Linked DNA regions of Homo sapiens: region 1 is linked to region 2. The links are chromatin contacts, found by Hi-C in ENCODE. All regions are on one chromosome and are shown on one strand. Each heading gives the region's core, a stretch centred on a gene start or an enhancer-like site at or near the end of the contact. The rest is flanking DNA. Distances are from core to core; before and after follow the strand shown.

Region 1 (2,700 bases), core at 11-2,510, 670 kb after region 2:
AGCAACTTGCGGTCACAAGGAAGTGGGTCAAAGTGCAGCCTGATTAGTGCTTAATTATAACTAAGTTTCTGTCCAGAATTCTTTTTTTTTGAGACAGAGTTTTGCTCTTGTTGATCAGGCGGAAGTGCAATGGTGAAAACTTGGCTCACTGCAACCTCCGCCCTCTGGGTTCAAGCGATTCTCTTGCTTCAGCCTCTCGAGTAGCTGGGATTACAGGCATGTAATCCCACCACCAAGCCCAGCTAATTTTGTATATTTAGTAGAGACAGGGTTTCTCCATGTTGGTCAGGCTAGTCTAGAACTCTTGACGTCAGATGATCCACGTGCCTCGGCCTCCCAAAGTGCTGGGATTACAGGCGAGAGCCACCGTGCCCGGCGCAGAATTCTTTTTTTTAGAGATGAGGTATTGCCATCTTGCCCAGACTTGTCTCGAACTCCTGGGCTCAAACAATCCACCCACCTCGGCCTCCCAAAGTGCTGAGATTACTGACATAAGCCACCATGCCTGGCCCCCAGAATTATGAATCCTGTGAGGATGGCTTCAAGGTGAGCGCTGAGCCAGACAAAAGGATGGGGTTTGGGAGCACCCTGCTTAGACTGGAAAGATAATGTTGGAGAAGACTTCCTGGAAGAGGGGCTTTTTGCGTAGAGTTTTGAAGAATGAGTAGGAGTTCTCCAGAGGAGGATGAGTAACTGCAATAACACCCAGTTTATCAAGTGCCTCCTATGTGTCTGGCCCTGTGCTTTACCCCTCATTTGACCACCTCTCCAGTGAGAGTCTCAGTCCTTTTTTTCCTGGTGAGGAAACAGGCATGGCAGAGAGGCATGACACATCAAGGTTGCCCTTCCTGGCTCCATCTAGCCCGTTCTCCTCTGCTTCCTTTGTTTTTCACCATCTTTAGCCTTTGACCCCAACCAAAAAGAGAAGAGAGGAAATCCCATGGGCATAGACAGCCACCTCTTAAACTCTTGTCTGGAATTTTTCACATAGTAACAATGTCTTTTTTTCCTCCAAAAAGACTCCCAGGCTGGAATGGTGTCCTCATATCGAGGAAGAGGATACTGAGGCCCAGAAATGTGCCCTAGCTTTACTAGGAGCGCCCCCACCTAAAGATCCTCCCCCTAAATACACCCCCAGACCCCGCCCAGCTGTGGTCATTGGAGTGTTTACTCTGCAGGCAGGGGGAGGAGGGCGGGACTGAGCAGGCGGAGACGGACAAAGTCCGGGGACTATAAAGGCCGGTCCGGCAGCATCTGGTCAGTCCCAGCTCAGAGCCGCAACCTGCACAGCCATGCCCGGGCAAGAACTCAGGACGGTGAATGGCTCTCAGATGCTCCTGGTGTTGCTGGTGCTCTCGTGGCTGCCGCATGGGGGCGCCCTGTCTCTGGCCGAGGCGAGCCGCGCAAGTTTCCCGGGACCCTCAGAGTTGCACTCCGAAGACTCCAGATTCCGAGAGTTGCGGAAACGCTACGAGGACCTGCTAACCAGGCTGCGGGCCAACCAGAGCTGGGAAGATTCGAACACCGACCTCGTCCCGGCCCCTGCAGTCCGGATACTCACGCCAGAAGGTAAGTGAAATCTTAGAGATCCCCTCCCACCCCCCAAGCAGCCCCCATATCTAATCAGGGATTCCTCATCTTGAAAAGCCCAGACCTACCTTTGAGCCTCAGTTGCCCCATCTGTGCCCTGGGTAGGAATATCCTGGATCCCCTTGGGTCTGATGGGGTAGCCGATGCCTGATTTGCACCCACAACGTGGGAGGTTATAACCTGTCCCCAAGTTGCAAATGGGGAAACTGAGGTACAGGGATGCCAGGGACCCTCCTGAATGTGCACAGCACCTGGGAAACCCGGGGACGGGGTCGGGCGTGCGGTGTGGGCATGGTCCCTGACCTGGGCTGGGGCCAGGATCCAAGAGAAACAATGGGGGTGTGGTGCATGGATAGAAGTTTGTGATGGGCAGAGCCAGCTGGAGCTGGTTCTGAATCTGATGAAATCGCTTGTCAAGGCACTGCTAAAGTCACATGCAACGAGCGACTTGTTAGGGGAGGAGGAGAGTATTTTCCCCATCTCTGTGCCCTCCATGGAGGCTCCAGGGGTGCAGGGCACTGGATGAGGTCTGGGCTGTGGTGGGACCCAGGAGGGGGCAGGCAGAGGGGCACACTCTTAGCCCGCCCTAAACCCATCTGTGCCGTGTGACTCCGGCAAACCTCTCACCCTTGCTAAGCCTAGCAACTAGGTTAAGGCACCCTCAAACCCCAGTCTCCCCAGTCTCCCTAACACTTGTACCAGCCTGAGGGGCTGTGATTCCTAGAGGCTCAGTAGTCTGGAATGTGATGGGTTTGGCACTCTTCATTTCTCGGGATTACACCTGTAATCCCAGCACTTTAGGAGGCCAAGGTGGGAGCATCGCTTTAGGCCAGAACATTGCAGCCTGGGCAGTATAGCGAGAATCCATCTCTACCAAAAATGTTTAAAAAAAATTAGCCAGACATGATGGTGTGTGCCTGTAGTCTCAGTTATTCAGGAGGCTGAGGCGGGAGGAGCACTTGAATCCAGGAGATTGAGGCTGCACTGAGCCATGAGTGCCCCACTGCACTCCAGCCTGGGTAACAGCAAGACCATAATAAATAAATAAATAAGTGAAGCAAGTAAGTTTTTGACTGCCAGAAGAAAAGCAGAGCCATGGTTGGAATCTCA
Region 2 (2,700 bases), core at 82-2,581:
GGCATGAACCTGGGAGGTGGAGCTTGCAGTGAGCCGAGATCGCGCCACTACCCTTCAGCCTGGGCGACAGAGCGAGACTCTGTCTCTAAAAGAAAAGAAAAGAAAAGAAAAGAAAAGAAAAGAAAAGAAAAGAAAAGAAAAGAAACCTCATCTCTACTAAAATACAAAAATTAGCAGGGCATGGTGGCGGACACCTATAATCCCGCTACTTGGGAGGCTGAGGCAAGGGAATCGCTTGAACCCGGGAGGCAGAGGTTGCAGTGAGCTGAGATTGTGCCATTGCACTCCAGCCTGGGCGGCAGAATGAGACTCCATCTCAAGAAAAGGAAAGGAGAGGAGAGGAGAGGGGAGAGGAGGGGAGGGGAGGGGAGGGAGAGGAAGGGAGGGGAGGGGAGGAGAGGAGAGGAGAGGGGAGAGAAGGGGAGGGGAGGGGAGAAGAGGAGAGGAGGGGAGGGGAGGAGAGGAGAAGAGAGGGGAGGAAAGGAAAGAAAAGCCTAAAGAGGATTATCTGGGGAGAGAGAGGTACCCATGTGCGCAACGCAGGCAGTCCCTTGCACAGGCTGGATCTAGAGTAAGACCCACTTGGGTTCAAACCTGCTCTACCACTTACAGGCCTGGTGACTTCATCCCTCCAAATCTCAGTTTCCTCTTCTTTCCTCTGAAAGTGACCACAGTAACTGTGCCTACTCATCTGTGCCTACATACAAGCACAAAACTCATCGCTTTGTGCTTGTATGTAATGAGCTAATGCAATAAAATACCTGGCGCACAGGAGGTGCAGAATAAGTGTTGCCCTGTTCCAGGCAGGCCCAGAGTGCTCCGGTTGTGTCCCAAACACACATGTACTTTCTTACCTCTAAAACTTTGCACCTGCTGTAAACTTCTGCCTCACCAGCTCTTGCCCCACCACCCACAAGGCAAACTCCTACACATCCCTTAAAGCCCTACCTACAAGATAGATTTCTTTTCTCTGTTCAAGCCCTGACCTAGAGAGCTGGGAGCATCCATAGGCACCGGGTTCTGATGCGGCCTACTGTCATGTGATGTGAGTTCCTGGAGGGCAGGAGTTCTGACCTACATGCAGCAGGCACGCAATCAAAGCTTGTTCAATGAAAAAAAAAATGAATGAATGGTCACTTGGGAGAGGCGGCTCCCAAGCGGACACCCAGGAGTCGGCCAACCCCTTTAACGCCCGCATCCCCTGCTCTCCACGACCTCAAAGGGCCTGTAAGTGGTCGACAAAAAGGGGCGGGGATGCGGTGGTTCCGGGCGGGGTCTTCAGCCCTTCCGGTGCGGCCCCTTTAAGAGGCGGGGCCTGCGGGGCGGGCGCCGAGAACGCCGGGGCGGCCCGAAGATGGCGGCGGTGGCTGGATCTGGGGCTGCCGCGGCTCCGAGCTCACTGCTCCTCGTGGTGGGCAGCGAGTTCGGGAGCCCGGGGCTCCTCACCTACGTCCTGGAGGAGCTCGAAAGAGGTCGGGCTGGCCTGGGGGCCCGCGGGAGCCCGGGAGGCGGGCCCGTTCGCGCGTCTGGGCCCGGGGCCGGCGGGGTGGGGCGGCGGCGGCGGCGGCGGCGGGACCCGGGCTCCGGGGCGGGGGTCGCGGGCCTGGGGCTGGGTCCCCTTCACCGTTAGGCGCACGACGCGGGCAAAGGCGGGGTGCCCGTGGGTGCCCGCGGAGAAAGTGGCATCCGGGCCTGGGCTGGGCAGGGCTGCCCCGCCCCAACTCCGGGTGAAGATAGGGGAGGGGACACGGGCCTGGGCTTGGGGACCCTTGCAGTTGGACCACGGCTCCGCTTCCCGCCTGACTGGCCTGCCCGGGGGTAGGGCCTGGGGTCGCTTTGGATCTCCAGGTCTTAGCAGCTTAGATAGAGATCTCCCGGAGGGAGAAGCAGATATGGGGGAGGCTGGGCCTGGAGCCCCGGGGCCCGCTTTCTGTTGCCTCACAAGGAGCTGCTAATTGGGGTGTGGGCGGGTGCGGCCTGCCCTGGGGATTTGGCACCTAGGGAGGTGAGTCATAGGCGCACCTGCCAGGTTCACCTGCAGCCACTTGGCTCAGTGGGACTGGCGGGCGTGATGCGCCCGTGGGTGGAGATGGGTGTTCATCCCCCATCCCTCGGAGCATCTGGACCTGGCGTTTCATTGCATGTAAAATGGGACAGGAACACGCACCTCGGTTCATGTGCTTGAGGAGTGTTTAGTGAGCACCTGCTATGCGCCAGGCCTTTGGGCAGTGGACACAGGGATATGGCCGGGATGATAGACAGGTTCAGCCCTGCCAACACAGGTCTGGTTTGGGGATGGACCCAAAGCGAGTGAGGAGATGGAACAAGCTTCCAGCTCACATGGTGTCAGGAAGGATGAGAAGGCTGCAAGGGACTGAGAGGACAGTCAGTCTTAGCACCCGAAGGTGCTGAGGGGGAAGGGCCCCCTGGCCAGTAGGAACAGGTGGGGGCGGCAGGGGGATGGACTTCCAGGCAGGGGAAACAGCTGTTGCAAGGGCGGTGAGTGGAAACGGGTCTGGCAGGGCATAGGAGCAGCGAGGAGGTGGAGATGGAGGAGGTGGAGGCTTTGTTGCTGATGAATCTTGTGTGTAAAATGATGAGGTGTGCTCTGGGTCCCCTGGCTCAGCTGCAGCGAGACCTGAAGGTGTTGGGTACTTCTGAGTCTCCAAGCTGTGAGTGAAGGGAGGAGGCTGGGGCGCT

Evidence for each region. Hi-C counts contacts between places; a loop is a spot of excess contacts on that map.
Region 1: a loop to region 2 is called in a map of posterior vena cava, with 5 times the contacts of the local background. The contact joins the promoter of GDF15 here to the promoter of MAP1S in region 2. A Hi-C loop is called at or near these places in 1 of 168 maps with a recorded cell type or tissue (posterior vena cava).

The regions. Positions count from the first base shown.
Region 1 is chr19:18,384,898-18,387,597 of GRCh38, forward strand. GDF15 (growth differentiation factor 15) reads left to right here and starts at 1,261. Exons shown (of 2, transcript NM_004864.4): 1 at 1,261-1,569. The coding sequence starts at 1,293. MIR3189 (microRNA 3189) reads left to right here and starts at 1,665; the gene lies at 1,665-1,737. RefSeq lists enhancers at 805-1,627, 1,216-1,385.
Region 2 is chr19:17,718,149-17,720,848 of GRCh38, forward strand. It overlaps MAP1S (microtubule associated protein 1S), which reads left to right and starts at 1,332. Exons shown (of 7, transcript NM_018174.6): 1 at 1,332-1,472. The coding sequence starts at 1,355. RefSeq lists a silencer at 1,514-1,563 and enhancers at 1,914-1,983, 2,374-2,523.